Regions from separate parts of the Homo sapiens genome. Here region 1 is linked to region 2. A link is a loop called in an ENCODE intact Hi-C map of the cell type or tissue named here. Cell type or tissue: mammary epithelial cell. All regions are shown on one strand. Links, peaks and the distances in the headings refer to the core of each region. The heading gives the core; the rest is flanking DNA. Region 1 overlaps MMS19 (MMS19 cytosolic iron-sulfur assembly component). Region 2 has its middle 8.6 kb from the start of RRP12.

Region 1 (16,174 bases), core at 7,500-9,999, 56 kb before region 2:
GCCTAGTTATCTAGTTTTCATTTGCTGTGGAGAAGTCTGAATTTCTTCTGTTTCATAAACTTTTGTATTTACCATTTTTTTCTTCCTCTCTATAAACTGATGTTTGGTTCACCCCGATACATTGAAACTTCACAGTGATGTGCCTTAGTATTGGTCTATTTCATGTACTGTGTTGGGTACTTAGTAGGCCCTGTCAATCTGGTAACCCGTGTCCATTAGTCCTGTAAATTTTTCTTGAATTCTTTAATTGATGATTTCTTCCTCTCTCTTTTCTCTGTTCCTTCATTTTGGAACTCTCATTAATCTTCTGTTGGACCTCTGATTTTCTGACCTTTTGTTTTCTATTTTGTACCTCTGTCTTTTTGTTACTTTATAAGAGAATTCCACAGTTTTATCTTTTCTATCAAAGTCCAGTCATGAAAACAGAAACCAGGCCAGGTTCGGTGGCTTACGCCTGTAATCCCAGCACTTCGGGAGGCTGAGGTGGGTGGATCATTCGAGGTCAGGAGTTCCAGACCAGCCTGGCCAACATGATGAAACCCCATGTCTACAAAAAATATATAAAAATTAGCCAGGTGTGTTGGTGCGCCTGTAACCCCAGCTACTTGGGAGGTTGAGACATGAGAATCACTTGAACCTAGGAGGTGGAGGTTGCACTGAGCTAGGATCAAGCCACTGCAATCCAGCATGGGTGACAGAGTGAGACTCTGTCTCAAAAAAAAATAATAATAATAATAGTAAATCCCTTCTTTTACTATGTTTTTGGTGGAGTTTGCAAAGAGGAAAAGGAAAACCTGATATATGTTTTCAGTCTGTCGTCTTGGTACAGAAACCATCAAGGCTTTCTGTTTTCAGAATTACAGCTTTTTATAAGGGTGAAAAAAATGGAAATGTCCATCAACAAGGAATTATCTAGATAAACTGGTACAACCACAAAATGAAATCATAGCCACTAAAACTAATGCTATGAAAGAATAATACCATAAAAATGTTCTTAATATGTTAAGTGAAAAAAATTAAAAACCACATGTACAAAATGATTTTTAAGTATATATATATTTTATATGGAAACAGTATATACTAGCACATAGTAACAATATATATCAGCGAAGAAAGGAATACACCAGAAAGTTAAGCATGCTTATTTCTGAGTGGTGAAATGATAGAAAATGTGTAATCAGATTTTTTAAAATGCCTAAAGACAAAAGTTCCCAAGGAGTACCTAAGATCAAGCAAGTCTTCTTGCTGGGGCCTCATTATCTTACTATCTTCCCTGATTGGGTATGAGTATCACCCTGTTCTGCAGGGTTACCAGGTTCGAGCCTGTGTTCAAGGTGGTCTGAAATGTTACACAAACCCACAGCCCTTCTCCCTTTTCCAGCCACCTAATGATCCCCATGGTATCCAGAGAGAAGACCTCATCCTGAGTCTTCGCGCTGTGCTGGCTTCTACACCACGATTTGCTGAGGTGGGTCTAGCCAAGGTTAGGGTATATAGCCTCTGCCCATAGATGGCTCTGAAGAAAGAGCAGTAAAAGCATGGAGAAAAAAATATCTGGTATACATTTTAGGGCATGACACCCTGCAAGTGTCTTGTGTGGCAGGTATCTTCAGACCTTCGATGTAGAAAACTTTACCATCTCTTCATAATCCAGAGCTGGATTCAGTGGCACACACCTATAGTTCCAGCTACTCAGGAGGAGTCTGAGTGGAAAGGATCACTTAAACCCAGGAGTTCAAATCCAGCCTGGGCAACATAGGGAGACCTCGTCTCCGCTACACAAAAAAATAAATAAACCCAATCCCTATATGGTGCTGTCTTTTAAAATCCTGTAACTTTGTCAACTTGCCTGTTTTTGAGGTAGTGGGGCTCTGGTCACTGCTTGGCAGGAAGGTTAGCTTACATTCATAGCTCCTGACTTGAGTACAGCTCCTTGATGTAGTACCTGCTTTTAGGGACTGATGGCAAGGACAGGGTTGACCTTGATGTGACTGACACACCACCCATCTCAGGCTTAAGATCTTCCTTCTGTCCCACAGTTTCTGCTGCCCCTGTTGATTGAGAAAGTGGATTCTGAGGTTCTGAGTGCCAAGTTGGATTCTCTACAGACTCTGGTGAGTGATTTTTCTCCTTGCAGGACCCAGCTACCTTTTGACAAGTTAGGGGTCCTAAAGGATATAGATTCTAGGATAGCCAAGGAACAGTTCATGGGCCTCAGAAGAGGATACCCAGGATTTGGGCCTTTGTGTCGACCTGAAGCCCCCAGCTGCATATCGTCGTGTCCCATCCCCCATCCCATAGTAACTGAGGAAAGGCTGACCAGGACTCCCTCTTTAGGCTTCTATTTTATCAACCAGGGTTATCTCCTACTTCTCTGTTCCCTTAGTAGGACTGTTAAAAATCTTAACTGGTTTTTCTGCTGAGACCAGGGCTCCTTCAGGTGCCATTATGCTGAGGTACCTGCACATCCTAGGGTGTCTGAGTGTGTACATAACTGATAGCAGCGGTTTCCTTGGCAGAATGCTTGCTGTGCTGTGTATGGACAGAAGGAACTGAAGGACTTCCTCCCCAGCCTTTGGGCTTCTATCCGCAGAGAGGTGAGTGTCACTCAGATAAACTCACTACTGTTAACTTTCAATTGTCAGGCATGAGGGGAAATAATACATCCTGTCCTTTTCCCTCTGTCATCCCCAGGGCCAAGATATAATGCCTGGTTATTCAGGAGGCAAGTAGGGGGACATAATTCTAGTTGAATGACAAGAGAGAGAGTCCCTATGTGACGGTCAGCTGCTTGGTAAGAGCAGCTGATCACCTTTGCACATTACCCACTTCTTGTCCTTCTGTGGCAAGGAGTGCAGGTCATGGTGCCTTTGGCACCATGGTGAATAGAAAGGTGAGCAGAGCCACTGCTCAGAGTTGGCTTTTTGTTTCTCAGAAAGTATGTGTCTCTGTCCTGAGTGTGACTAAGGACTTGGTAAGAACACACCAATTGAGAAGACACTCAGTTGGGGTGTTAATTTCCATTTCTGTGTCCTAGAGGTTCTCACTCCCCTCTCCAACAAGGAAATAGGCAGTGGATTGGTGGGGTCTCATCTGGTGCAGGCTCACCTCAGTAGCCATGGGATCCCTCCCTGACAGGTGTTCCAGACGGCAAGTGAGCGGGTGGAGGCAGAGGGCCTGGCGGCCCTCCACTCCCTGACTGCGTGTTTGTCTCGCTCTGTGCTGAGGGCTGATGCTGAGGACCTCCTTGACTCCTTCCTTAGCAACATTCTACAGGGTAATGGGGCCGTGGCAGCCAGGAAGGGGAGTGAGCACAATAGAAACGACATTCCTTGCCTGGGTGCGGTGGCTCACGCCTGTAATCCCTGCACTTTAGGAGGCCGAGGCGGGTGGATCACCTGAGGTCAGGAGTTAAAGACCAGCCTGGCCAACATGGTGAAACCTCGTCTCTACTAAAAATACAAAAATTAGCCGGGCGTGGTGGTGGACGCCTGTAATCCCAGCTACTCGGGAGGCTGAGGCAGGAGAATCGCTTGAAAAGGCAGAGGTTGCGGTGAGCTGAGATTGCGCCACTGCACTCCAGCTTGGGCAACGAGAGCAAAACTCCATCTCTAAAAAAAAAACAAATGACATTCCTTAAGGGCCAGTGACCTTTATTGTTTAGTCCCAACATATTTGGTGATTTGGGGGCGATAGCCCTACTTTGAATTGAAAACAATTTGAGTGTTAACTGCTTGCAAACTGTCATGGGTCTCAGTCTCCAACCTCTGTGGACTGTAGGGGAGTCAGGCACCATTTGGCCTCCTCCCCAGCTCTGTGATGTGCTGCTTCTCTAGACTGCAGGCACCACCTGTGTGAACCGGACATGAAACTGGTGTGGCCTAGTGCCAAGCTGTTGCAGGCAGCTGCAGGTGCATCTGCCCGGGCCTGTGACTCTGTCACCAGCAATGTACTGCCTTTACTGCTGGAACAGTTCCACAAGCACAGTCAGGTAAGGGAGCAGAATCTTTGGGGGAAATGATGGGACCTGTGTGCTAGGTTCCCTTTCTCAGAGAGTGAGCTAAGTTTTAGCTTGGGCCAACATAGTAGACCTTGGGTTTTGCTCCCATTAGCTGCTGCTGCTGCTTCCCTTACTCACTTTTTCCCTGTCTCATACATAAAAGGATCATTCTCCCAAGACAGGAGGATAGCTTGAAGCCAGGAGTTCAAGATCAGCCTGGGCAACAAAGTGAGATCCCATCTCTAAAAAAAAAAAAATTTTTTTTAAATTAGCCAAGCAGGACATGCTGGTTCATGCCTGTAATCCCAGCACTTTAGGAGACCAAGGCAGGACAATCACTTGAGGCTAGGATTTAAAGACCAGCTTGGGCAACAAGACAAGACCACATCTCTACAAAAAAAAAAAAAAAAAATTAGCTGGATAAGGTGGCACGCATCTGTAGTCCCAGCTACTCAAGAGGCTGAGGCGAGAGAATCACTTGAACCTAGGAGGTCGGGGCTGCAGGGAGCTATAATCATGCTACTGTATTCCAGCCTGGCTGTGGCATAGCAAAACCCCCATCTCTTGGAAGAAAGAAAGAATTTTCCCTATATCCAGAGTAGCAGGATTGAAATCCTTTAAAATATTCTTTGACTCTAGTACCCCTTGAAACGTTACAGAGCAGCCAGCGGCGGACAATCCTTGAAATGCTCCTGGGTTTCTTGAAGCTGCAGCAGAAATGGAGCTATGAAGACAAAGGTGAGGTTGCCTTCCATTGCAGTGCTCTGGGGACTGTTGAACACTTCAGCCTATAAAGGATAGCAGGGCAAAGAGTGCTGTGGAAAAGTAGTCTAGAACAGTGGTCCTATTCTGAGGTTGTAGCACAAGAGAACACTTAACAGATGAGATGGATGAGATCTGTTTATTTTTCTCAGTGTGCTTTCTGGATACCCAATGGATTAAGCTCTTTAAATCTGCCCCAGGAGGCGGGGCATGGTGGCTCACACCTATAATCCCAGCACTTTGGTAGGCTAAGGCAGGCGGAAAACTTGAGGTTAGGAGTTCGAGACCAGCCTGGCCAATATGGTGAAACCCTGTCTCTACTAAAAATACAAAAATTAGCCAGGCCTGTTGGCACATGCCTGTAATTCCAGCTACTCGGGAGGCTGAGGCAGGAGAATGGCTTGAACCTGGGAGGCAGAGGCTGCAGTGATCCGAGATTACGCCACTGCACTCCAGCCTGGGCAACAGAGGCCTTGTCTCAAAAAAAAAATCTACCCCAGGTTGGCTGTGTATCACAGCTTAGTCAGGGATATGGAATGCAGTGGCTTCCTTCTAACCTGGCCTCTGTCTCTTCCCTAGATCAAAGGCCTCTGAATGGCTTCAAGGACCAGCTGTGCTCACTGGTATTCATGGCTCTAACAGACCCCAGCACCCAGCTTCAGCTTGTTGGCATCCGTACACTGACAGTCTTGGGTGCCCAGCCAGGTACATCTTAAGGGAAAGAGAAGAGGAAAATATTGGTCCTTTTCTTGTAAGACTGCCTTGGTGAAAAGCAGCCTTACTATCCTCTTCTTACTGCAACTCTGGATGATTTGGGATTTCTAATAAGAGCTTAGAAGGGTTGTGATGGCTGCAGGGGAAGAAAGATGAGATTCATGTTCCCTTCTAACTACAGATCTCCTATCTTATGAGGACTTGGAGCTGGCAGTGGGTCACCTGTACAGACTGAGCTTCCTGAAGGAGGATTCCCAGAGTTGGTGAGAATTTAAAGCAATGAGATAGAGCAAGCTGTTCCCTGCCTCTGTATTGGCAGCAAAAGATCAAGCTAGGACCAGGGCTCTGTGCTTCTGACCCTTGGCTCTCCTTAGGGGAGGTGAGCTCTGTGTTAGACTCTGGCTGCTAACCAGTTGGAGAGATGTAGGACTGCTCTCTTCTTAGGCTTTAAGAAGCCCTGTCCAACTCAGTGGTGTAGGTACTTGAGTTCTGCTCTTTAGCAAGGAGGCGTTGGGAGCTCACACTCCTGAATCTGCCTAATATCAGACGTAGGCAAGAGAGCTGTGAGCCCAGGCTCAGCCAATGCTTATCTGCTCTGCGCCTCCAGCAGGGTGGCAGCACTGGAAGCATCAGGAACCCTGGCTGCTCTCTACCCTGTGGCCTTCAGCAGCCACCTCGTACCCAAGCTCGCTGAGGAGCTGCGTGTAGGTATGTGTCTCTAATCCTCTGTGGCCCATCCCTTTCCAGCAAGGCTTTGGGGCCTTCGTGCTTCCTATCACACAGTAAACCTTTGTCTCATGGGTTGCTTTCAGGGGAGTCAAATTTGACTAACGGAGATGAGCCCACCCAATGCTCCCGGCATCTGTGCTGTCTGCAAGCCTTGTCAGCTGTATCAACACATCCCAGCATCGTCAAGGAGACACTGCCTCTGCTGCTGCAGCATCTCTGGCAAGTGAACAGAGGTAACTACTAGGAATAACCACCAACGGACTGGGCTGAATAGGGAGCTGTAGTCTCTAAGGCAGTGGTTCTAGCTGTAGCTATACATAAGAGTAACAGAATCAACTCTTTTAAAAGAAAAAAAAAATACTGATGCCTGCGTCCAACTGAATCAGTCTCTGAGGAGGGATGGGACTTAGGCAACAGTACTATTAAGAGTACCCGGCCAGGGCCGCTGCTCTTGCCTGTAATCTCAGCACTTTGGGAGGCCGAGGCCAGCAGATCACTTGAGGTCAGGAATTTGAGACCAACTTAGCCAACATGGAGAAACCCAGTCTCTACTAAAAATACAAAAAATTAGCTGGGCATGGTGGCATGCGCCTGTAATCCCAGCTACTGGGGAGGCTGAGGCAGGAGAATCTCTTGAACCCACAAGGCGGAGGTTGCAGCGAGCTGAGATTGCGCCACTGTACTCCAGCCTGGCCAGCCTGGGCAATAGAGTGAAACTCTATCTCAAAAGAAAAAAAGGGTTGGGCGCAGTGGCACATGCCTATAATCCCAGCACTTTGGGAGGCTGAGGCGGGTGGATCACAAGGTCAGGAGTTTGAGACCAGCCTGACCAACATGGTGCAATCCCGTCTCTACTAAAAATTATCTGGTCATGGTGGCAGGCGCCTGTAATCCCAGCTACTCAGGAGGCTGAGGCAGGATAATCGTTTGAACCTGGGAGGCGGAGGTTGCAGTGAGCCAAGATCATGCCATTGCACTCACACCTGGGCAAACAGGGTGAAACTCCATCTCAAAAAAGAAAAAAAAAAGTGCCGGGCTGGGTGTGGTGGCTCATGCCTGTAATCCCAGCACTTTGGGAGGCCAAGGCTGATGGATCACTTGAGCTCAAGAGTTTGAGACCTAACCAGCCGATGCAACATGGCGAAACCGCATCTCTACAAAAAATACAAAAATTAGCCAGGAGCAGTGGCATGCACCTGTAGTCCCAGCTACTTGGGAGGCTAAGGCAGGAGAATCACTTTGAGCCCGGGAGGCAGAGGTTGGAGCAAGCCGAGATCGCTCCATTGCACTCCAGCCTGACCTGGGCAACAGGAGTGAAGCCCTGTCTCCAAAAAAAAAAAAAAAAATTACCTAGGTAATTTTCATGTGGGATCTGAATTGAGAGGCATCACCCTAAGGCCGTGGTGCTCAAAAGATGGTCTGTTAACCAGCAGCATGGGTGACATCTGGGAGCTTGTTAGAAGTGCAGAATCTCAGGCCCTCACTGATCAGAATCTGCATTTTGACAGTGTACCCTGGTAACTCGTAGACTGTTGAGTTTGAGAAGCACTGCTCCAATGCAAAAGTGACAGCAGCCTGCCCTGTGGGTAGATTCAGGCCCACTGTGGTTGATCCAGCAGCTGTTACATAGTAGAATGAATACTAGACTTGGATTATAACTTGGGCTTGATTCCTGACTTTGCACTTCCTGTGACCCTGGAAAAGCCACTGATCATGTATTTCATTGTGCCTCCATGTCCTTCTCTATAGAGTGAGGGAAATGATACTTCTAAGGTTGTTATGAAAAATAAGGAGAGAATATATACAAGTGCTTCTGCTGCAGAGCCTGGGACAGAGCAAGTCTCAACTATGAAGTCTGAATAGATCAGAAAGAACAGCCAGGAGAATAAAGTGACTCAGCTTTTTAATAAGGCACTCTTGGTCCCTTCAGTCACTCTTCTTTGTTCCTCTCATCTGCTGTGTAATTGGAAACACCTGAAAGTGCTTTTAAGCAAACCTTACAGAGAACACTTTCTCATCAACAGGGAATATGGTTGCACAATCCAGTGACGTTATTGCTGTCTGTCAGAGCCTCAGACAGATGGCAGAAAAATGTCAGCAGGACCCTGAGAGTTGCTGGTATTTCCACCAGACAGCTATACCTTGCCTGCTTGCCTTGGCTGTGCAGGCCTCTATGCCAGGTAACTTTCCACCTCTCCTTCCTGGCCTTTGGGAACTTTGCCCTCTGCTGGTGTTGAACAGCACCACCCTCTGGGTATTGGTGGTACTGTATTTTGTACCATCAGAGGTTTATTTTCAATCCTTTGTCCTCAGAGTGAGATTTCACTTCATAGCAAAGGGTGCCACCCTGACCAGTGGCAGGAACCAAAATCCACTAGTGTTAGCAACATTCAAAAGAATGCACACCTTTTCCCCATGAAGTGCTATGTGATTAGTTTACTTAGAATTGGACTCTGGAGTCAAGCCCACCTGGTTGGGTTTTATCCTCAACTCTACCACTTGCTAACTTAGGTGAAGATATTCAGCCTTTCCACGCTTCAATTTCCTCACTTGTAAGATGGAGATAAAGAGTACCGTCTAGGCTGGCGCCATGGTTCACACCTGTAATCCCAGCACTTCAGGAGGCCAAGATGGGAGGATCACTTGAGTCCAGGAGTTTGAGACCAGCCTGGGCAACACAGGGGACCCTGTTTCTACAAATAGTCAGACATAGTGGTGCACACCTATAGTCCCAGCTGCTCAAGAGGCTGAGGTGGGAGGATCACCTGAGCCCAGGAGTTCAAGGCTGCAGTGAGGCATGATTGTGCCTCTGCACTCGAGCCTGGGTGACAGAGCGAGATCCTGTTCCTGTCTCAAAAAAAAAAAAAAAAAAAACTGTTTCACAGGGTAGTTGGTAAGGATTAAATAAGTTAGTGTATAGTACCTGCCACATAGGAAGTACTCAGTGTATGATAGTTGCTATAAATAATAAGGACCCATGAAGATAAATCTATGTTTTTAATTTTTTCAGAGACCAACATTACTATTTTTTTTTCCTTGCATCTCCAGGGACACCAGGGACAACATTTCTATTTCTTATGTTAAGAATGTTCATCTTAGCTATCCCTCTTTCCCACTGTTGGCCTAGTCTAAAGACTGTGCAGAGTTCTCAGGAGCGCTCTGTGGCCCCAGGTCAGACCACTCCTGTTTCTGGTGCCCTGATTCTCAGGACTATAGCACTACCAGAGACCAGATTAAGAACTGCTGTCGTGGCTAGAGTCAAGCCCCAGAGTCAGTGATGCTGACAGAACCCAATCATTCATTTCTTGAACCCGTCATGGTCTTGTGATTGTGTGCATGTGTGTGTGTTTTGCAGAGAAGGAGCCCTCAGTTCTGAGAAAAGTACTATTGGAGGATGAGGTGTTGGCTGCCATGGTGTCTGTCATTGGCACTGCTACAACCCACCTGAGCCCTGAGTAAGTATAATCATGGATGTGGCTTGAACCCAGGGAGAAGGATAGCATTCTTAGGAAGAAGCAACAGGTAGCTGCCTTGTCAGCTGTCCTTTTACCTATATGTAAATGTGGTGCAGTTAATCGTCTTGTAAGTTTTGTTGACAAAACAAAAGGAAGGGGCTCTTAGCACCATGGACTATGAGGGTGGGAAGCCAGGGCCAGTGGTTCTTAGCCGCAGATGTGCTTAAGAATTACCTGTAGAGCATTTTAAAATATACCTTGACTTCCCAGATGGGAACCTGAATGGAAATGATTACTGGCACATATGTGCCAAATTAATATTTGTTCAATGCATGAATGATCAGGGCATGTCCCATTGACGTGGTGATCCTAATTCAAACCCTAGGTTGAAAAGCACGTCTGTGGAGGAGAGGGCTGCTTTAGAATCCTAGCTCCTTGGTCATACCTAGTACTCTGCCCCCAGGTTAGCTGCCCAGAGTGTGACACACATTGTGCCCCTCTTCTTGGATGGCAACGTGTCCTTTCTGCCTGAAAACAGCTTCCCGAGCAGATTCCAGCCATTCCAGGTAACAGTCTTAGAACTTACATCCTTCAAGCTGGTTTTTTTTTAGGGCTAATCTGGAATGGGTAGAGGGGCAGACAAGCTTATTGCTGGCAGGCTTGATCGGGCTCTCCTTCCTTTATAGGATGGCTCCTCAGGGCAGAGGCGGCTGATTGCACTGCTTATGGCCTTTGTCTGCTCCCTGCCTCGAAATGTAAGTGAGCACATTTGGGAAGTACTGTTATTTAACCTTGACAAGGTGACTCCGGGCTGAAATTTGCCACAGGCTAAGCTGATCTTTTACTTCCCCCACCAGAGAAGTTAGTTCTCATCCGTCCCGGTCCCTGCTGCCACTATGTACTGGTTCTCTTGGAGTTCAAGTGTTCTCTGGGTCCATTACATGGCCAGGTTTTCTGTAGGTGGAAATCCCTCAGCTGAACCAACTCATGCGGGAGCTTTTGGAACTGAGCTGCTGCCACAGCTGCCCCTTTTCTTCCACCGCTGCTGCCAAGTGCTTTGCAGGACTCCTCAACAAGCACCCTGCAGGTACTGAGATCAGACTATGTAAGGAGCCTCCCAGAATCAACTACCCATGAAATCTTATAGCTCAGTACTCATTCTCTTTTTAAAAGGAGCTTGCTAATAACATTAACAGGGCTTCAACTGCTCAAGCACTGTCCTGGGACTGCCCGTGGGAAAAGCGTCAAGACCACAGTTGGGCAGAGCTTTATAGTACCTAAGAAGAGAAGGGAGCACAAAGAGTCTAGTTCTGCCGTCCTACTCCCTACAGTGGGGCTAGTGTGGATAATTCTTTATTGGAAGTAGATGACCCTCTCTTTTCAAATGGCAGCACCTCTGTATTATGAGAATACCAGGCTCTTATGCAGGTGTCCAATCATTTTGTCCACAGGCAAAAATGATATTTTCCCTTTCTAACAGCTTCTCAGGGAGCTCTGCACTTAAAGTGATTTGCATTTCATTGCTAAAGGGAAAATGTGTAGCCTTTATGTCAGCATTTCCTCTCTCCTTTTTAGGGCAGCAGCTGGATGAATTCCTACAGCTAGCTGTGGACAAAGTGGAGGCTGGCCTGGGCTCTGGGCCCTGTCGTAGTCAGGCCTTCACTCTTCTTCTCTGGGTAAGGAGTTGGAGTGGAGTCTGGTTAGCCAGAGAGGCAATTATGTCTGGTTAAATAAAATGTCCCTGTTTGACCCTAAACCATAAACATCTATGTCTCAGGGTTCTCGGGTTTGAGTGTCATTCCCCAATTGCTCTCTCTGTCTCCAATTACAGGTAACAAAGGCCCTAGTGCTCAGATACCATCCTCTCAGCTCCTGCCTTACAGCCCGGGTACGTCCTTTCTGGAGACAGAAGAACCCAGGACCTAAACAAACTTTCTGGTTGCTCCTATTCCTCCCAAGGACTTCCATCCTCCCCTGTGTGTTTTTTGTTTTCTTTTCTTTTTTCTTTTTGGAGACAGGGTCTTACTCTGTCACCCAGGCTGGAGTACAGTAGTGCAATCACAGCTCACTCCAGCCTCAACCTCCGTAGGCTCAAGTGATCCTCCCACTTCAGCCTCGCAAGTAGCTGGGACTACAGGGGCACCCCACCACACCCAACTAATGTTTGTATTTTTTGTAAGAACTGGGTTTGGCCATGTTGCCCAGACTCCTAGACTCAAGCAGTCCACCTGCCTTGGCCTCCCAAAGTGCTAGGATTACAGGCATGAGCCACCACACCCGGCCCCATCCTTATCTTTGGCACTTAAGATTCTTCTTCCCTGATGTACCTCAAAGGCTCTTTTTTCTCCAGCTCATGGGCCTCCTGAGTGACCCAGAATTAGGTCCAGCAGCAGCTGATGGCTTCTCTCTGCTCATGTCTGACTGCACTGATGTGCTGACTCGTGCTGGCCATGCCGAAGTGCGGATCATGTTCCGCCAGCGGTTCTTCACAGATAATGTGCCTGCTTTGGTCCAGGGCTTCCATGCTGCTCCCCAAGGTGAGGAGTCTGAAAGAAGGTCCCCACATATACACATCTCTCCTTTGCTTGGCCACATTCCCTAAGATAATTTAGGGCCCGCTTGCTTCTTTAGAGCTATATTGTGGTCTGTGCCTAGAAGACTAAACTTCTAGATTCTTGTCCCACTTCTTCCTTTCATGGGCGTATCTTGCTTATTCTGAGCGTGAAGGGCTCTTTCACCCGTTTGTAGGCTGATGTCTCAGCCTCACCACAGATTGGAATTGATTTCTCAAGCTATATATCTAAGTCCAATTTCTCCCCTAAGCCTTTCCATTTTTTACAGATGTGAAGCCAAACTACTTGAAGGGTCTTTCTCATGTACTTAACAGGCTGCCCAAGCCTGTACTCTTGCCAGAGCTGCCCACGGTAAGTCCCACAGGCAGAGCTTCTAAGCAAAGGACAAAGCTATTCTTCCCCAGATGGGGCTAGAAAGGGGAGGGAACAAGAACCAGGATCTTCATGATGTGGCCATCCCCTACCTTGCCCATTGCCCCTTAGCTTCTTTCCTTGCTGCTGGAGGCCCTGTCCTGCCCTGACTGTGTGGTGCAGCTCTCCACCCTCAGCTGCCTTCAGCCTCTTCTACTGGAAGCACCCCAAGTCATGAGTCTTCACGTGGACACCCTCGTCACCAAGTTTCTGAACCTCAGCTCTAGCCCTTCCATGGTGCGTTGAGCCCCAGCAACTCTTAGGCACCAGCATCTCTCCCTGGGCATGCTCTCACCTCCTTGTGGTTGTGTTCCAGGCTGTCCGGATCGCCGCACTGCAGTGCATGCATGCTCTCACTCGCCTGCCCACCCCTGTGGTAAGTACCTCAGGTGTCCTTCCCTGGCCTGGGAACATCTCAAGAGACACATAAGTACCTTTTTGCCTTAGTCAGGTGGGCTTGGCCACCCTGGTGTGTAATTGAGATCTGAATTACAAGGTACAGATCTTGTAATTCTGGGCCCAAGGATTCTTTTCCTTGGGCCCAGAAGGTAACAGAAAGGCCATCCTGCCACTTAACATCCCTTGGAATCACTAAAGATGTTTTGCTTTCCTCAGAATATTAGTTGTACAGAATCAAAAAAGCGGTACTTTCAGTTGCCTTGGATGAGCAAGGTTGATTATATCCTCTGACTCCACAGCTGCTGCCGTACAAACCACAGGTGATTCGGGCCTTAGCCAAACCCCTGGATGACAAGAAGAGACTGGTGCGCAAGGAAGCAGTGTCAGCCAGAGGGGAGTGGTGAGTTTCTAGGTCGTGGGGAGAGATGGGACCAAGATGAGCCTCATCACTAATGCTGCCAACTTTCTTTTTGCCTACAGGTTTCTGTTGGGGAGCCCTGGCAGCTGAGCCCTCAGTCCTGGCCTAGACTGTTCTGACAATCTAACCTGGGATTACTAACTGTTGAGCCATCTTCCCCAAAGCAGGGAAACCACTGGTCTCTGACTGCCTTTCCCACAGACACAGCACAAATGCTAGGCCTCTGTTGCATGGCTGTACAAAGAACATAAGAGTCCATATTTCTAGTGGATTTGTAAAATAAGTGTGTGTGAGACACTTGCGTTTGAAGAAAGATCTAGGGTCCTGGGTCTCTTGCATTTATATGTCAGAAAAGGGGCGATATGCTGCTGAGGGGTGAGTGCATATGAGTGTGGCCCTGAGGACCAGGGCTGGCAGATGTTGTCTACCTGCTGAAGAATAAAGATTTCTTTTGGTAATGGGGCTGTCAGATATTTCCCCCACCCCACATATGCCTCATATAACCAGAGGCATCACTGGAATAACAATGACAGGGATTGGCCAAAAATTTTTCAGGGTAACCAGGACAGTAGCACATGCCTGTAACCCCAACACTTCAGGAGGCTGAGGCAGGCGGATCACTTGAGGCTAGGAGTTTGAGACTAGCCCTGGCAGTATAGCAAGAACCCATCTCTACAAATAATTAAAAAAAAAAAAAAATTAAGCTGGGCATGGTGGCTGACGCCTGTAATCCCAGCATTTTGGGAGGCCGAGGCGCATGGATCAGTGGAGGTCAGGAGTTCAAGACCAGACTGGCCAACATGGTGAAACCCCATCTCCACTAAAAATACAAAAATTAGCCAGGTGTGGTGGCATACGCCTTTAATCACAGCTACTTGGGAGGCTGAGACACAAGAATCACTTGAGCCGGGCGCGGTGGCTCACGCCTGTAAAGCTTGTAATCCCAGCACTTTGGGAGGCCGAGGCGGATGGATCACAAGGTCATGACATCGAGACCTCCTGGCTAACACAGTGAAACCCCGTCTCTACTAAAAATACAAAAATTAGCCGGGTGTGGTGGCGGGCGCCTGTAGTCCCAGCTACTCGGGAGGCTGAGGCAGGAGAATGGCGTGAACCCGGGAGGCGGAGCTTGCAGTGAGCCGAGATCACACCACTGCACTCCAGCCTGGGTGATATAGAGCGAGACTCCGTCTCAAAAAAAAAAAAAAAAAAAAATCACTTGAAACTGGGAGGCGGAGGTTGCAGTGAGTCAAGATCGCGCCACTGCATTACAGCCTGAGAGACAGAGTGAGACTCCATCTCCAAAAAAAAAAAAAATGTAGGAAGCATGACCAGAACACCTACTCACTAGGTCTTGACCCTGACTTTCCCCTTCCCTGCCCTATCGTGAGGCAGAGAGTGAGAAGCTACATATCTTTAAAAATCGAATACCTTTATTTGTGCTCCCTTAAGCAGCATGTGAGAAGTGGCAGTGACCTCAGCAGCAGGCCTGGTATCTTTGCCCTGTTGAGAAGCCAAGATCTCAGCTGTACTAGTCAGGTGTTTTTTCAGACAGCAAGTAGAAGAGGTGGTGGCCAACTCCAGTGCTGTATCCTGGAGGAGGTCCGGGTCAGCACTGGGCAAGGTAGGTAGCTAGCTGCCTGACCCCTAGTCTGGGGTTGGAACTTCTGTTTGCCTGAGTAAAGGGATGTCAGTCCTAAGATTTCTCCACATTGTGTCTTTCTTCTGCAGTGGTAAAAAGGCTGGTCCTTGAATTGTCCTGCATGGTACCCTAAGGCAGGCCCACTGGCTCTTTTTGATCAAGGATTCTGAGAAAAGCTGCCCTTGGAGGCCCTTGAAATAACATAGGGAGCAGAATGAGTGCTCGAGTCGTGGCTGACACAGTCCAGCTCACACTGCCATCACAGAGGCTGAGTGAGCAGTCACCCAGGGAGGGGGCTCCCAGCTCATTCCATTCCCATGGGGCAAGTGACTAGAAGGTAAGAGCACCCGAGTAAGCCAGTGCCTAGAAGAGAAGAGAGAAATGTCTCTGAGTTCAAGAATTCTTGGTCCTTCCCAATCATCATTCCTTAACAAGCATACATCAAGGTATCCTGAAGCTACCTCGGTGTCAATCATGAAAGTAACAAAAGTTCTAATTTCTGCTACCCAATTTTATCCAACAAATGTACCTTTTGGTCCTTTGAAGGCCTTTTAAGGTTTCGAGCTAAACTTCTAAAGGTCCACTGTAAGCACAGTGATAGGAGTGTCATGTACATGGGAAAGGGAGGAGGGAAGGCACGTCTGTTCATCTGATTGTTACCGCCTCAGTAACTGCCATTTGAAAAATTGTTTCCCCTTGTCTTGGGCTGAGAGAGCTAGCTCCAGTTACTGTCTTAGGGCCTCTATGACAAGTAGATTATTTTAATCTCACAAATTATTGGCTTGAACTCTAGACACTGCTCTCCAAGTGAGAGGTGACTGGTGGCCACCATATCCTACACCCAGAGGCCCCTTCCTGAGCACAGCTTTCCTAGGATTCCACTGTAGTCACGTTGAAGCCTCATCTGTTACTTAAAACCACACAGTATTGGCCTCAAGCCTTTCTGGTTCAAATGGACAATGATCTCTATTCCTAGAGTCTAGAACTGTGCTAACACAGTAGCCACTAGCCATATTCCAAGTGCTCACAGGCATAGAACATCTTTCTCATCACAGTGTTCTGTTGGACAGC
Region 2 (15,900 bases), core at 9,001-11,500:
TGCTCGTTAAGAGTCACCACCACTCCCTAATCTCAAGTACCCAGGGACAGGCCAGGCACGGTGGCTCACGCCTGTAATCCCAGCACTTTGGGAGGCCAAGGCAGGCAGATCACGAGGTCAGGAGATCAAGACCATCCTGGCAAACACGGTGAAACCCCGTCTCTACTAAAAATACAAAAAATTAGCCGGGCGAGGTGGCGCACGCCTGTAGTCCCAGCTACTCGGGAGGCTGAGGCAGGAGAATGGCGTGAACCTGGGAGGCGGAGCTTGCAGTGAGCAGAGATCACGTCATTGCACTCCAGCCTGGGCGACAGAGCAAAACTCCCTCTCAAAAAAAAAAAAAAAAAATGAATCAAGTACCCAGGGACACAAACACTGCGGAAGGCTGCAGGGACCTCTGCCTAGGAAAGCCAGGTATTGTCCAAGGTTTCTCCCCATGTGATAGTCTGAAATATGGCCTCGTGGGAAGGGAAAGACCTGACCGTCCCCCAGCCCGACACCCGTAAAGGGTCTGTGCTGAGGAGGATTAGTGTAAGAAGAAGGAACGCCTCTTTGCAGTTGAGACAAGAGGAAGGCATCTGTCTCCTTCCCGTCCCTGGGCAATGGAATGTCTCGGTATAAAACCTGATTGTATGTTCCATCTACTTAGGGGGAAACCGCCTTAGGGCTGGAGATGGGACATGCGGGCAGCAATACTGCTCTTTAAGGCATTGAGATGTTTATGTGTATGCATATCTAAACCACAGCACTTAATTCTTTACCTTGTCTATGATGCAGAGACCTTTGTTCAGGTGTTTGTCTGCTGACCTCTCCACAATTATCCTATGACCCTGCCACGTCCCCCTCTCCGAGAAACACCCAAGAATGATCAATAAATACTAAGGGAACTCAGAGGCCGGCGGGATCCTCCATATGCTGAACGCTGGTCCCCTGGGCCCCCTTATTTCTTTCTCTATACTTTGTCTCTGTGTCTCTTTCTTTTCCAAGTCCACCTAACGAGAAACACCCACAGGTGTGAAGAGGCAACCCACCCCTTCAGTCCAGGATCTCCTAGAAGCAGTTGCCAAGACAGGATGTGCAGGAAATATATTAGAAGTGTCTGTGACAGGAAATGGGGCTGGGAGCACAGGTGTGATGCTGCGTAAGGGAAGGAGGAAGGAAGGTTTGGTGGGTGGCAGCGTCGTCTTAGATTGCAAATGCAATTCTGGGGAAAATTCAGCAAGCCTGTTGGGGGCTACTCCAGCCGAAGTTACCCTTCTTCAGAGGGGTCCTCAGGCTCCCAGGACCAGCCTGCCTTCACATCCTTGATACAGGGATGCTAAGTCATGACTGGATGCAGCCCATGGGCAGCACAGCATCTGAATGCTAGGAGGGGCCCTCAGCCAATCAGCTCTCTTCCCTGGGTATGGTGGCTTATGCCTGTAATCTTAGCACTTTGGGAGGCTGAGGCAGGTGGATCACTTGAGTCCAGGAGTTCAAGACCAGTCTGGGCAACACAGTGAGACCCTGTTTCTAAAAAAAAAAAAAAAAGAAAAGAAAAAGATAGGCCAGGCGCGGTAGCTCACGCCTGTAATCCCAGCACTTTGGGAGGCCGAGGTGAGCGGATCACAAGGTCAGGAGATCGAGTCCATCCTGGCTAACATGGTGAAACCCTTTCTCTACTAAAAATACAAAAATTAGCCAGGTGTGGTGGCGGGCGCCTGTAGTCCCAGCTACTTGGGAGGCTGAGGCAGGAGAATGGCGTGAACCTGGGAGGCGGAGCTTGCAGTGAGCCGAGATCACGCCACTGCACTCCAGCCTGGGCGAGAGTGCGAGACTCCATCTCAAAAAAGAAAAAAAAAGAAAAAGAAAAGAAAACATTATGCTGAGCCAAAGAAGCCAGTTACAAAAGACTGCATGGTTTATGATTTTACTTATATGAAATGTCCAGAATAGGCAAATCTATAGAGACAGAAAGTAGATTAGTGATTGCCAGGGGCTGGCAGGGTTGGGGGTGATAAATACAGGGTGTGGGGTTTCTTTTTGAGGTGCCAAAAAATGTTTTAAAGTTGACTGTGGTGATGTTGCACACATCTGTGAAGATACCAAAAACCACTGAATTGTACACTTTATTTTTTATTTTATTTTATTGAGACAGAGTCTCACTCTGTCACCCAGGCTGGAGTACGGTGTCACGATCTCAGCTCACTGCAACCTCCACCTCCTGGGTTCAAGTGATTCTCCTGCCTCAGCCTCCCGAGTAGCTGGGATTACAAATTTGTGCCACCATGCCTAGCTAATTTTTGTATTTTTAGTAGAGACAGGGTTTCACCATGTTGGCCAGGCTGGTCTTGAACTCCTGACCTTAGTTGATCCACCCACCTCGGCCTCTCAAAGTACTGGGATTATAGGCATGAGCCACCGCACCTGACCAAAAGTTTTAAACAATTATTTTAAAAAACAAACCCACCCGAGCCTACCTACCAGAAGCCTTTGCTCAATGGGAGTGAAGTGGGCGGGTAGCTCTGGTGGATCTAAGTGGCCACTGAGCTGCAGAAAAGCATCCGTCTGCTTTTACCCTAGTCCTGACAGAGCTCAGAACCTCCCATGGCAGCTCCAGGGATGGTTCTTAGGGTTGTGGTTGGGCAAACACATGTGGTTCCCACTAAGCCCAAGGAGAGACATAAAGGAGAGACCAAGGAGAGGCTTCTGTGGAGAAGGCAGGGGCAAAAGCTGGCTGTAAGGTCTGGCCAGCTGCACCACACTGCCCACCAGCACCTCATCTTCTCCTTTACGGAAGAAGTGACTGGGAGTCCGGGATCCTAGGTCTCATTTCTGATTTTTTTTTTTTTTTTTTGAGATAAGGTCTCACTGTGTCTTGTGGGTGGGAGTGCAGTGGTGTGATCATGACTCACCGCAGCCTGAGCTCAAACTCTTGAGCTCAATCCTCCCATCTCAGTCTCCCAAGTAGCTGAGACTACAAACATGTGCCATCACACCCCGCTAATTTTTTTTTTTTTAGACAGTCTTGCTCTGTAACACCCAGGCTAGAGTGCAGTGGCACGATCTCGGCTCACTGCAACCTCTGCCTCCCGGGTTGAAAGGATTCTCCTTTCTCAGCCTCCCGAGTAGTTGGGATTATAGGCACCCGCCATCATGCTCAGCTAATTTTTTGTATTTTTAGTAGAGACAGGGTTTCACCATGTTGGTCAGGCTGCTCTCGAACTCCTGACCTCAGATGATCCACCAGCCTCGGCCTCCCAAAGTGCTTGGATTACAGGCGTGAGCCACCGCGCCCGGGCTTTTTTATTTTTTTAAGAAATGGGGTCTCACTATGTTGGCCAGGCTGGTCTGAAGCTCCTAGGTTCAGGGGATCCTCCTGCTTTGACCTCCCAAAGTGCTGGGATCACAGGTGTGAGCCACTGCACCCAGCCCTAGGTCCCATTTCTGATTAGGTATGTTCCTTACAATGCAACTAACTTCCCTGATTCCCTGTGTTGGAAACACCTCAGCCACAGGATCTTGGAGAGGTGACAAACTGGACCTTTGAATACCTGGGCCAGGCAAGTATTCTGACCCTAGCCAGCCTGTGAACTTCCCTCCCCAGAGCCAACATGGTCCTTTATAAAAGAAAACAACCTCTGAGAGTGAATGTTTTGAGCTACAGTCACTTGAGGGGGAAAAAAAAGCTCATACCCACAGGAAAGACTGTTCTGCTGCCATGGCAACAAGTCACCACCATAACCAGTTTTAAGCCACTTAAAGACAATTCCTCTCCCTTCAGCTGAACAATTTTCCTCAGTGACCAGACATCTGACACCAGCCAATCGGTAACAGCCACACTGGTTGGCCAACCAATCCCTAAACACTACCTCCCTTGATATGTGCCCACCATTGATCTTCAACCTCCTAGCACCTTATATAAGATCAGTGCCCTGCTCCACTCACAGGGATTGCACCTAACAGGCCCAGCTCCACCTCCCTTAAGTAAGTACTGTAGTAAATGCAGCTTTTTGGTTCAGATGTTGAGAGATGGTCTTTTCTTTAGACACACTCGTATTCTGGAATCTTGCCTTCCTGGGAGCGATTGATTCTCACTTCCTCTGTGGTGTCATTGCCTCCATGCCTCTGAGCCTCGTATACCTGTACGCATCATATGCCTCTATGGTGTCACTGGGGAATGAGAAAAAGGCCAACTCCAGGCGTGGTGGCTCACGCCTGTAATCCCAGCACTTTAAGAGGCCGAGGTGGGCAGATCACCTGAGGTCAGGAGTTGGAGACCAGCCTGCCCAACATAGTGAAACCCTGTCTCTACTAAAATACTAAAATTAGCTGGGCGTGGGGGCGGGCACCTATAATCCCAGCTACTTGGGAGGCTGAGGCAGGAGAATTGCTTGAGCCTGGGAGGCAGAGGCTGCAGTGAGTTGAAACTGTGCTACTGCACTCCAGCCTGGGCTACAGAGCTAGACTCCGCCTAAAAAAAAATAAATAAATAAAATAAAATAAAATAAAATAAAAGGCCAACTCTTCTTCTCTACAAGGCACCAATGAAGACTGGATTTCAGACCCCTCATCTGGGAAACTAAGCAGTCCACATACTTCACAACTGTACACGGCAACCGTGCTCACCCCTCATAACCGCTAGCCTTCACGTGTCATTCTACCTCCCCGATACCTTCTCCAATCTGTCCTTCCCTCTTTGCCCCCGCTGCCACATTCTTAGTTTCAACCCTTATGGTTTCTTTCCTGTACTGATGCAGCAGTTTCCGACACATCAGTGACTCAGGTCTTGCCTGCATCTAGAGCAAACACATCGTGTTCTTACTTGCCCCTGTGCCTTTGTAGCTGCTGTGGCCTTGCTTGGCCTGAACAGCCACCCTCAGCTTCCTGGTCAACTCTAGCTCATGCTGTAGCACTCAGCTCCAACGTCACCTCACCTGAAAATTGGCCCTGACTCGCCTCTCAGACATGACTATAGTCTGCCAGGCTCTGGACTCCCATAGCTCCTGACCATACCTGGATGATGGCACTGATTGCCACAGGGATTGTTTACTGCCACCCCAACCAGCCTGTGAACTCTAGATGTGAGAGCTAGGCTGCTTTCATTGCTTGGTAACCAAATGGTTATAAAGAACAGGAATTGGGAGAGGAGTAAATTACAATTATAACTCCCCACTTAATGCTATTGGGAATCTTTCCCTAGCTTTGGTTTCCCCATTTTAAAATGTGGATAATAGGCCAGGTGCAGTGGCCCGTGACTGTAATCCCAGAACTTTGGGAGGCGAAGGCAGGAGGATCATGTGAGGCCAGGAGTTAGACACCAGACTGGATAACATAGTGAGACCCTGTCTCTAATTAAAAAAAGAAAAAAAGAAAAAATAATAATAGGCCAGGCGCGGTGGCTCACCCCTGTAATCCTAGCACTTTGGGAGACCGAGGCAGGCAGATTGCCTGAGGTCAGGAGTTTGAGACCAGTCTGGCCAACGTGGTGAAACCCGATCTCTACTAAAAATACAAAAAAATTAGCCAGATGTGGCGGCATGTGCCTGTGATCCCAGCTACTCAGGAGGCTGAGGCAGGGGAATTGCTTGAACCAGGGAGGTGGAGGTTGCAATGAGCCAAGATCATGCCACTGCACTCCAGCCTGGACGACAGAGCAAGACTCAGTCCCAAAAATAAATAAAAAATAATAATAATAAAATAAAATGTGCATAATAATAGCACCTACCCTATACAGTGGTTGCGAGGACTCAGTAGGATCACACATGTGAAGTGCCAGGTCTATAGAGGCTAATAAATGATAGTTCTTATTACCACAGAGAGCCCCTGACACAAAGGATACATCCATTAAATGCTATTTTCCTCTCCTCTTCTCTGCCACAATGCCCAATCTACTTGGCAGGATGGTATAGTGGTTGGATAAATGATGGACCAACATTTCTGTTATTTTCCTTGATTGCAACCTTCAAAAATTATTGTCCAGGCAAGATAGCTCACGCCTATAATCCCAACACTTTGGGAGGCTGAGGCAGGAGGATTGCTTGAGCCCAGAATATTGAGACCAGTCTGGGCAACATAAGGAGACCTTGTCTCTGCAAAAAATTTAAAAATTAGCTGGGCATGGTGGCATATGCCTGTAGTTCCAGCTACTTGGGAGGCTAAAGTGGGAGGATTGCTTGAGCTCAGGAGGTCAAGGCTGCAGTGAACCGTGATCGCATTCCAGCTTGCATGACTACTGCATTCCAGTCTGGTTGACAGACATAAAAGATATACCTTGGACAGCCCCTCTTAGACACCCTAAGAGCGTTATCTGAACCTCTCTTGTGCCCCTTGCTGAGCTCTGCATAAGTCATGTGTTCACTTGGCAAGCAGATGTATTGAGCCACACACTGTGGTAGGCTCTGATGGCGCCAGAGTAGACCAGACATGGTTCCTGTAATCAGGGGTTTCACAGTCAGATGGTCAGATGAGGGAGGCAGAGAAGCAAAATGCAATTCTATTAATTGAGCATCAGTGAACAATAAAGTTACCAGGGGCTTTAGAGAGCTCTGGGTACAACATCTTCAATGTACAAATAAGAAAACCGAAGAGTTTTGTGCTTGTCTTTTCACCATTCCCCCATAGGTTACTTTCTTTTTTTTTTTTTTTTTTTTTTTGAGACAGAGTATCTTGCTGTTGCCCAGGCTGGAGTGCAGTGGCGCGATCTTGGCTCACTGCAACCTCCACCTCCCAGGTTCAAGCAATTCTCATGCCTCAGCCTCCCAAGTAGCTGGGATTACAGGCGTGTGCCACCATGCCTGGCTAATTATCCCCTGTAGGCTTCTTTTTTTTTTTTCTTTTTTTGACGGAGTCTCGCTCTGTTGCCCAGGCTGGAGTGCAGTGGTGCCATCTCGGCACACTGCAAGCTCCGCCTCCCAGGTTCACTCCATTCTCCTGCCTCAGCCTCCCGACTAGCTGGGACTACAGGTGCCCGCCACCACGCCAGGCTAATTTTTTGTATTTTTAGTAGAGACAGAGTTTCACCATGTTAGTCAGGATGGTCTTGATCTCCTGACCTTGTGATCCACCCGCCTCAGCCTCCCAAAGTGCTGGGATTACAGGTGTGAGCCACCGCGCCCAGCCCTATCCCCTGTAGGTTTCTTAAGGCAGAGCAAGAGTCTTTTTCTTTTATTATTTATTTATTTTTTTTTTGAGACGGAGTTTTGCTCTGTTGCCCAGGCCGAAGTTCAGTGGCACAATCTCAGCTCATTACCATCTCCGCCTCCCAGGTTCAAATGATTCTCCTGCCTCAGCCTCCCGTGTAGCTGGGATTACAGGTGTGCGCCACCATGCCCAGCTAATTTTTGTATTTTTAGTAGATACAGGGTTTCACCATGTTGGCCAGGCTGGTCTTGAACTCCTGACCTCAGGTGATCCACCCGCCTCAGCCTCCCAAAGTGCTGGGATTACAGGCATGAGTCACCGCACCCGGCCAAGAGTCTTTTTAGATGGAGTTTCACTCTTGTTGCCCAGGCTGGAGTGCAATGGCGTGATCTCGACTCACTGCAACCTCAGCCTCCCGGGTTCAAGTGATTCTCCTGCCTCAGCCTCCCAAGTAGCTGGGACTACAGGCATATGCCACTATGCCTAGCTTATTTTGTATTTTTAGTGGAGATGGGGTTTCACCATGTTGGTCAGGCTGGTCAGGTGCCCGGCCCATAAGCTTCTTTAAATACTTTCATATGTGTGCTTAGCATAGTACCTTGCACATAATAGGTGATCAAGAAATAACTTTTGAGTATGTAACTGGGTTAAATTAATTAGAACCAGTCCTCCTAACACCCAGCTGAGATCCAGAGGCTGCTAGTTGCCTCCCCAATATCAATTCTTCCTTTCTCTCAATAGGCACAGGGGGTGAGCTGCAACTTACCCAACTAAAAGACTAAATTTCCCAGCCCCTTCTGCAGCTAAATTTGGCCAAATTACTAAATTCTAGTCAATCAAGTGGAACTGACTTAGCTGGAAGGTGCACCTTTTGGCTCTTCCTCCTTTCCTTCCTACACTAGGCCTCCACCTGGATCATGAGTGTGACAGCTGGAGCTCCTGCAGCCCATCTGTGGAGCACAAGGTGACAGTGAAAATGGAAGTCATACGTTATGGAGGTTGAAGCAGAAAAAGAGAGGGATCCCAGGATCCTGAAGATTCTGTGGAACTGCCATAGCAGCCTGGACTGCCCATTACCTCCTGATTTCCATTTCTTGAATGTGAGAGAATTAACCCTTGCCTGTTTAAGCCACTGTAGCAGTCTCTTATAGCAACTGAACACAATTCCTTACTGATATAGAGGCCCTGAGAAGAATGAAGAATTTGAAGTGGTAAATGGGGAACGGTTTAATTTTGGGGTAAGTGGAGAGAGAACAGTCCTCCCCATTGAGCAGAGTCCCCTGCCATGCCCAGATTCCAGTCTTCCTCAGCCTAGGAGGGGACATGCTTCCTCTCCAGCACACCAGGCTCTTTCCCCAAGAGTTATTCTAGAAAGCAAGCTCTTTTTGGCTTTTGGATTTTTTTTTTTTTTTTTTTTTTTTTTTTGAGACAAGGTCTCACTCTGTCACCCAGGCTGGAGTGCAGTGGCACAATCATGGCTCACTGCGGACTTGACCTCCTGCACCTCAGCCTCCCGAGTAGCTGCGACTGTAGGCGTACATCACCATGCCTGGCTATTTTTGTGTTTTTTGTAGAGTTGGGGTTTCTCCATGATGCACAGGCTGGTCTTGAACTTCTGGGCTCAAGCGATCCTCCCACTTTGGCCTCCCAAAGTGTTGGGATTACAGGCGTGAGCCACCACACCCAGCATCAAATGGAATTGTAATGCCCCAGGAGCTGAGGGACACTTGACCCCTGCAGCAGTGCTGTGCCAGGCACTGGGCTAAGGATTTCACATGCATTATCTCATTTTAGCCTCATAACAGCAGCCCCATTTTCAGATGAGAAGACTGTGGCTCACAGAGCTCAGCCGCCTGCCCCGGCTCACGCAGCTGGGATGTGGCTCCAAACCCAGGCTTCCTAAGTCCAAAGCCTGGGCTTCAACACAGCTCCAGCAGTTAGGAAAACCGTCCGGAGCAGCTGCAACAACAACGGGTTGGTCAAAATGCCCTGACCTTGAGCTCTAGGTTAAACACCCAGACCTCTGCTTCCTCTTTGTTTGAGGCAAGAGGCTAAGCCTCAATTTCCCTTTCTTCCTGCCCAGTGTCATAACAGATTACAACTTGCTGACCTAAAACTGGTTTTACTGCTCCGCATGGCCACAGAACTTTGGGTGTGGCAGCTCTGTTACCTCCACAGGAGCCTTGCAGACAGTTTTAAGAGCAGTGCAGGCCGGCACGATGGCTCACGCCTATAATCTCAGCACTTTGGGAGGCCAAGGCAGGCAGATCACCTGAGGTCGGGAGTTCGAGACCAGCCTGACTAACATGGAGAAACTCTGTCTCTACTAAAAATACAAAATTGGCCGGGCTTGGTGGCACATGCCTGTAATCCCAACTACTCAGGAAGCCTGAGGCAGGAGAATCGCTTGAACCCGGGAGGTGGAGGTTGCAGTGAGCCGAGATTGCACCATCGTACTCCAGCCTGGGCAACAAGAGCGAAACTCCGTCTCAAAACAGAAAAAAACAAAAAAAACAAGGGCAGTGCTATGGGGGGAGGGGGTTCATCCTGGGCTAAGCGTTGGATCTCCTGGCTTCTGCTCACTGTGTGACCTTGGGGGTGTCACTGAACCCCTTAGAACTATGTTTCCCCATCTGTGAAATGAGGACACCTGCTCTGTCCTCCTCACTTAGAGAATTAATGAAAAAGTATTTTGGAACTGAGGAAGAGTTTTTTTAGATGATAATAATAGCTCACATTTATTGCATGCTCACTGTGTACCAGGCAGCGTGCTCAGCACTTAAAATTCATTATCTTATTTAGTTCCCATAAATCAGACAGGTAGGCATTCTTATCATCTCCATTTTACAGATGTGGAAAACTGAGGCTCAGGGAAGAGTAAGGTGAGTTGTTCAAGGTCACAGAGCAAGTGGTGGTACTTGAATTCCAACCCAGAGAGTCTAACTGCAGGACCTATCCTACAGATGTGGTGGTCCTTATTAACCATATGTGGAGGGGCTGATCATGGATACAGCTAGAGCCTCTGGGTGGGAGTTACTGCTGGAATTCAGGGGTGGAGAGGTGAGCCCTGGGGTACCGGGTGGAAGAGATTGTGCTCAGGCCATTTGGATGCCTATCGTCCTCTCTTCTGGTAGAGCACGCCTCCTGGAGGAGGCTCTGAGCAGATGCCTCAGGATGGACGGCCAGCAGGTGACCTAGGGCCCCTCAATGCCCATACCAGGCTGACGATTTAGCCAGGGCTGTATTCAGTTACGACGCAGACTCGGTTTGGAGGCCAGCAGGTTTCTGTAGCCCAGGAAAAGGATGGGACATCTGCCACTACCCTTGGCCTCTGCATCTCCGCATCTGATTTGCAAAATCCCAGTCTACTAGTTGGTATTGCAGGCTCTCTATAGGGTTTTAGCCCTAACAGGTTGTTGGTAGCACTCCCTCTGGTGGCAAAGATGCACCACTGACCCCTCTGTAAAGCACAATACTACACATGTTTTGGAGTTGTCCGTAATTTGACACAGATACACAGTTTCTTTTATTTTTATTTATTTATTTATTTATTTTTGAGACGAAGTCGCACTCTGTTGCCCAGGCTGGGGTACAGTGGCACGATTTTGGCTCACTGCAACCTCTGCCTCCCGGGTTCAAACGATTCTCCTGCCTCAGCCCCCCAAGTAGCTGGGATTACAGGCGTGCACCATAACGCCTGGTTAATTTTTGTATTTTTAGTAGAGACGGGGTTTCGCTATGTTGGCCAGGCTGGTCTCGAACTCCTGACCTCAGGTGATCCACCTGCCTCGGCCTCCCAAAGTACTGGGATTACAGATGTAAGCTACCATGCCCAGCCACAGATACACAGTTTCATACTGAATCCTCACAGCAGCCCAGTGGGTTCAGAATTATTATCACAACTTTCAGCCAGGCACAGTGGTTCACACCTGGAATCCCAGCACTTTGGGAGGCCAAGGTGGGTGGATCACTTGAGGTCAGGAGTTTGAGAACAGCCTGGCCAACATGATGAAACCCCATCTCTACTAAAATTACAAAAAGTCATCTGGGCGTGGTGGCACATGCTTGTAATCCCAGCTACTTGGGAGCCTGAGGCAGGAGAATCGCTTGAACCCAGGCGGTGGAGGTTGCAGTGAGTCAAGATCGCGCCTCCGCACTCCAGCCTGAGCAATAGAGTGAGACTCCATCTCAGAAAAAAAAAAAGTAATTATTATCGTAACTTTAAATAATATGACACATTAGAATGTGTAAAAAAAATGTATAAATAAATAAATAAAGGGAAAAAAAGAACAAGAATCGGAGACTTAGAGAGGTTAAATCCCTTGCTTGGTTTATAGGTAAAGTATGTCCTGTCTTGAACCCACCACTTTACCTGCCTTCTTTCAGCAATTACCCCAAGTCTAGACCTCTGGTTGTGAGCACAGCTCGCTTATAACAGTTTCCACATTCTGCTTCCTTTTCCTCCCCCAGCCACCAGTTCCCTTTTCTCAGCCTTCCCACTGAGGTCTCAGCCTGTGACCCAGGCACAGGGCCCCACTGGAGGATGATAATGTCTTCAGAGACTTGGAAGGGCTGGGGCCTAGAGTCTGAACTGACTTCAGTCTTCTCTGCAGCGACGCTTTCTCACATTAACACACTTTATGCTCTCTCTGCTCTAGGTGAGAGGACCACTTTTTTTTGTTGTTTTTTGAGACAGAGTCTCACTCTGTCACCCAGGCTAGAGTGCAGTGGCTTAATCTCGAGTCACTGCAACCTCCGCCTCCCGGGTTCAAGCGATCCTCCCACCTCAGCCTCCGAGTAGCTGGGACTACAGGTGTCTGCCATCATGCCTGGCTAATTGTCATATTTTTTGTAGAGACGGGGTTTCACCATATTGCTCAGGCTGGTCTCGAACTCCTGGGCTCAAGTTATCTGCCTGCCTCAGCCACCCAGAGTGTTGGCATTACAGGCGTAAGCCACCGCCCCCGGCCCACTTTGTATTTTCAGTAAGCCCATGAAGTGTAATATACATGTAAGCAGGGCATGGTGGCTCACGCCTATAATCCCAGCACTTTGGGAGGCCAAGGCGAGCAGATCACTTGAAGCCAGGAGATCGAGATTTGTCTGGGCAACGATAGCAAGATTCTGTCTCTTTTTTTTTTTTTTGGAGAAGGAGTCTCGTTCTGCTGCCCAGGCTGGAGTGCAGTGGTACGATCTCAGCTCATTGCAACTTCCGCCTCCTGGGTTCACGCCATTCTCCTGCCTCAGCCTCCCGAGTAGCTGGGACTACAGGTGCCCGCCACCACGCCCAGCTAATTTTTTATATTTTTAGTAGAGACAGGGTTTCATTGTGTTAGCCAGGATGGTCTCGATCTCCTGACCTTGTGATCTGCCCGCCTCGGCCTCCCAGAGTGCTGAGATTACAGGCGTGAGCCACCGCGCCTGGCCAAGACTCTGTCTCTTAAAAAAAAAATTAGCTTGGTGTGGTGGGTATGTGTCTGTAGCCCCAGCTATTTGGGAGGCCAAAGCAGGAGGATGACTTGAATTCAGGAGTTTAAGGTTATAGTGAGCCATGATCATGCCACTGGACTCCAGCCTGGGTGACAGAGTGAGGCCCTAGCTTTAAAAAAAAAAAAAAATTAGCCAGGCATGGCAATGCATGCCTGTGGTTCCAGCTACTCGGGAGGCAGAAGTGGGAGGATTGCTTGAGCCTGGAGGTCAAGGCTGCAGTGAGCCATGATTGTGCCACTGCATTTCAACCTGAGTGACAGAGGAAGACTCTGTCTCAAAATAAATAAATAAATAATTAAATCATAAATAAATGGGATTATAACTATGTACTCTTGTGTCTGGAGTCTTTTACTCAACCTAGGTCATGCATGATATATGTAGCAGTAGTTCCTTCTCATTGCTATACAGAGTCAAATACTATAGTATTCCATTATATATCAATATGTCACAATTTATCCATTCTACTCTATCTCTCTGTCTGCCTGTCTGTCTTATCTATCTATCTATCTATCTATCTATTCTAGACACAGAGTCTCACTGTGTTGCCCAGGCTGCAGTGCAGTGGCATGATTATAGCTCACTCTAACCTTGAATTCTTGGGCTCAAGTGATCCTCCTGCCTTAGTTTCCCAAGTGGCTAGGACTACGGGTGCATGCCACCACATGTGGCTAATTTTTAATTTTTTTTTAGAGATGGGGTCTCACTATTTTGCCCAGATTGGTCTTGAACTGTTGGCCTCAAGCAATCCTCCTGCCTCAGCCTCCCAACGCACTAAGATTACAGGTGTGAACCAGTGCATCCAGCCTCATTCTACGGTTGATGGACATTTTATTATTTCCATTGTGAACATCCTCCTATATCTCTTTTTTGCATATAAGTAAACATCTCTGTTGAGTAAATATGCAGGAAGGTATTGCTGGGTCATGGAGCAAGACTGTATTCAGTTTTAGTAGATACTACCACACAGTTTTCCAAAATGGTTGTATCACTTTATACTCCAATGGCAGCATATGTTGCCAGTTTCTCCACATCCTTACCAACATTAGTATTGCTAGTCTTTTTAATTTTAGCCATTCTGGTGGGTGTGTAGTGGCATTTCATTGTGATTTTAATTTGTATTCCCATGTTGATAATGAAACTGGTATCTTTTCTGTTCTGGTCTGTTCTTTTTCTTTTTTTTTTCTTGAGACAAAGTCTCACTGTGTCACCCAGGCTGGAGTGCAGTGGTGCTATCATAGCTTACTACAACCTCAAACTCCTGGGCTTAAGAGATTCTCCTGTCACAGCTTCCCAGGTAGCTGGGACCATGGGTGCACGCCACTGCACCCCACTATTTTTCTTAGTTTTTGAGGAGACAGGTCTTGCTGTGTTGGCCAGGCTGGTCTCCAACTCCTGGGCTCAAGTGATCCTCCTGCCTCAGCCTCCTAAAGTGCCGGTATTACAGGCGTGAGCTAGCATGCCTGGCCTGTTTTTCATATATTTATTGGCCATTTGGATATTAATTTTTGTGAAGTGCCTGTTCATGACTTTTTTATTTTTTGTACAATACATCATGATGTTCAGCTGTTTGTGTCTTTTGCCATTCTTCTTTTTTTTTATTTTTGAGACACAGTCTCGCTGTGATGCCCAGGCTGGAGTGCAGTGGCACGATCTCAGCTCACTGTAACCTCCACCTCCAGGGTTCAAGTAATTCTCCTGCCTCAGCCTCACAAGTAGCTGGGACTACAGGTGCCCACCACCACGCCCAGCTTAATTTTTTTTGTATTTTAGTAGAGATGGGGTTTTTCACTATGTTGGCCAGGTCTTGAACTCCTGACCTCGTGATCTGCCCACCTTGGCCTCCCAAAATGCTGGGATTACAGGCGTGAGCCACCACACCCAGCCGCCCATTCTTTTTTTTTTTTTTTTTAATTTTTTTTCTTTTTTGAGACAGGGTCTCACACTGTCACCCAAGCTGGGGTGCAGTGGTGCAATCACGGCTCACTGCAGCCTTGACTTTCTCTGGGCTCCCACCTCAGCCTCCTGAGTAGCTGGACTACAGGTTCACACCACCATGCTCAGCTAATTTTTGTATGTTTTGTAGAGACTGGGTCTCATGATGTTGCTCAAGCTGGTCTTGAACTCCTGGGCTGGAGCAATCCTTCCTCCCCTCTACTCCCTGCCCCCCGGCCTCCTACGGTGTTGGAATTCCAGGCCAAGCATCAGCCACTGCACCCACCTGTCCCTTTTGCCCATTCTTTTTATTGGATTGTCTGCCTTGTTCTTATTGATTGGTAGGAATTCTTTATATATTATAGATGTACTTTGTTAGTTCTATATATCTTCTTCCAAAGAATGCTGCTAAAGGTTTAGAATAAAGCTGCTGGGCAAGAGGGAAGAGAAATGTGTCTTTTGTAAGGTTTGGGATCTGGTTGAAGGATTTTAAGGAGGGTCTCAGGGGAGTGGGGATAAACTGGATCGGTTGCTGGTTCTGAGGTGGAATTAGGAGAACTGGGAATTGGCCGGATGCCAGGTGCGGTGGCTCATGCCTGTAATCCCAGCACTTTGGGAGGTGGGCAGATCACCTGAGGAAAGGAGTTCGAGACCAACCTGGCCAACATGGTGAAACTCTGCGTGTACTGAAAATACAAAAAAAAAAATTAGCCGGGCGCGGTGGTGCATGCTTGTAATTTCAGCTACTTGGGAGGCTGAGGCAGGAGAACTGCTTGAACCTGAAATGTGGAGGTTGCAGTGAGCCGAGATCGTGCCACTGCACTCCAGCCTGGGCACCAGAGCAAGACTCTGTCTCAAAAAAAAAAAAAAAAAAGAGAGAGAGAGAGAGAAATTGGAGAACCAGGGATTAATTAGGGATGGAATGCTGTCATAAGGCAAGGTGGCTTAGCAACTGAGTATCTCCAGTAATAAATGAAAATAGCAAAGCTTGTCTAGAACACCACTGACTGCTTTTTTCTCTTTTCAAGTCAAGCTAATTTTCACACTTTCAAGTCTCCATAAGTTTTGACTTTTCTTTTTTTTCTTTTTTTCTTTTTTTGAGATGGAGTTTCACTCTTGTTGCCCAGGCTGGAGTGCAATGGCGTGATCTCAGCTCACCGCAACCTCTGCCTCCCAGGTTCAAGCGATTCTTCTGCCTCAGCCTCCCCAGTAGTTGGGATTACAGGCATGCGCGACCACGCCCGGCTTATTTTGTATTTTTAGTAGAGACAGGGTTTCTCCATGTTGGTCAGGCTGGTCTCGAACATCGTGACCTCAGGTGATCTGCCCGCCTCGGCCTCCCAGAGTGCTGGGATT

What was found. A loop is a pair of places that touch in the nucleus more often than their neighbours do. Peaks named below come from ENCODE experiments on the same cell type or tissue, not always from the same donor. Only the 100,000 strongest peaks of a DNase experiment are listed, where the experiment ranks them.
Region 1: it touches region 2 in a loop (6-fold over the local background); 4 of 110 quality-filtered maps call a loop at or near these places.

Annotation. Positions count from the first base shown.
Region 1 is chr10:97,456,069-97,472,242 of GRCh38, reverse strand. It overlaps MMS19 (MMS19 cytosolic iron-sulfur assembly component), which reads left to right. Exons shown (of 31, transcript NM_022362.5): 9 at 1,382-1,468; 10 at 2,040-2,114; 11 at 2,520-2,597; 12 at 3,139-3,277; 13 at 3,837-3,991; 14 at 4,660-4,738; 15 at 5,342-5,467; 16 at 5,658-5,739; 17 at 6,084-6,184; 18 at 6,289-6,438; 19 at 8,230-8,385; 20 at 9,561-9,660; 21 at 10,124-10,226; 22 at 10,347-10,415; 9 more. The coding sequence ends at 13,551. ZDHHC16 (zDHHC palmitoyltransferase 16) reads right to left here. Exons shown (of 12, transcript NM_198046.3): 12 at 14,873-15,466. The coding sequence ends at 15,352. Among named protein-coding and RNA genes, the nearest start is that of ZDHHC16, 18 kb to the right of the region's middle. In mammary epithelial cell, for the core only: a CTCF peak has its summit at 8,443 (motif pointing left); a DNase peak (open chromatin) is centred at 8,322.
Region 2 is chr10:97,401,984-97,417,883 of GRCh38, reverse strand. No RefSeq gene overlaps it. Among named protein-coding and RNA genes, the nearest start is that of RRP12, 8.6 kb to the right of the region's middle. In mammary epithelial cell, for the core only: CTCF peaks have their summits at 10,269 and 10,560 (motif pointing left); DNase peaks (open chromatin) are centred at 9,253, 10,313 and 10,403; H3K27ac peaks cover 359 bases.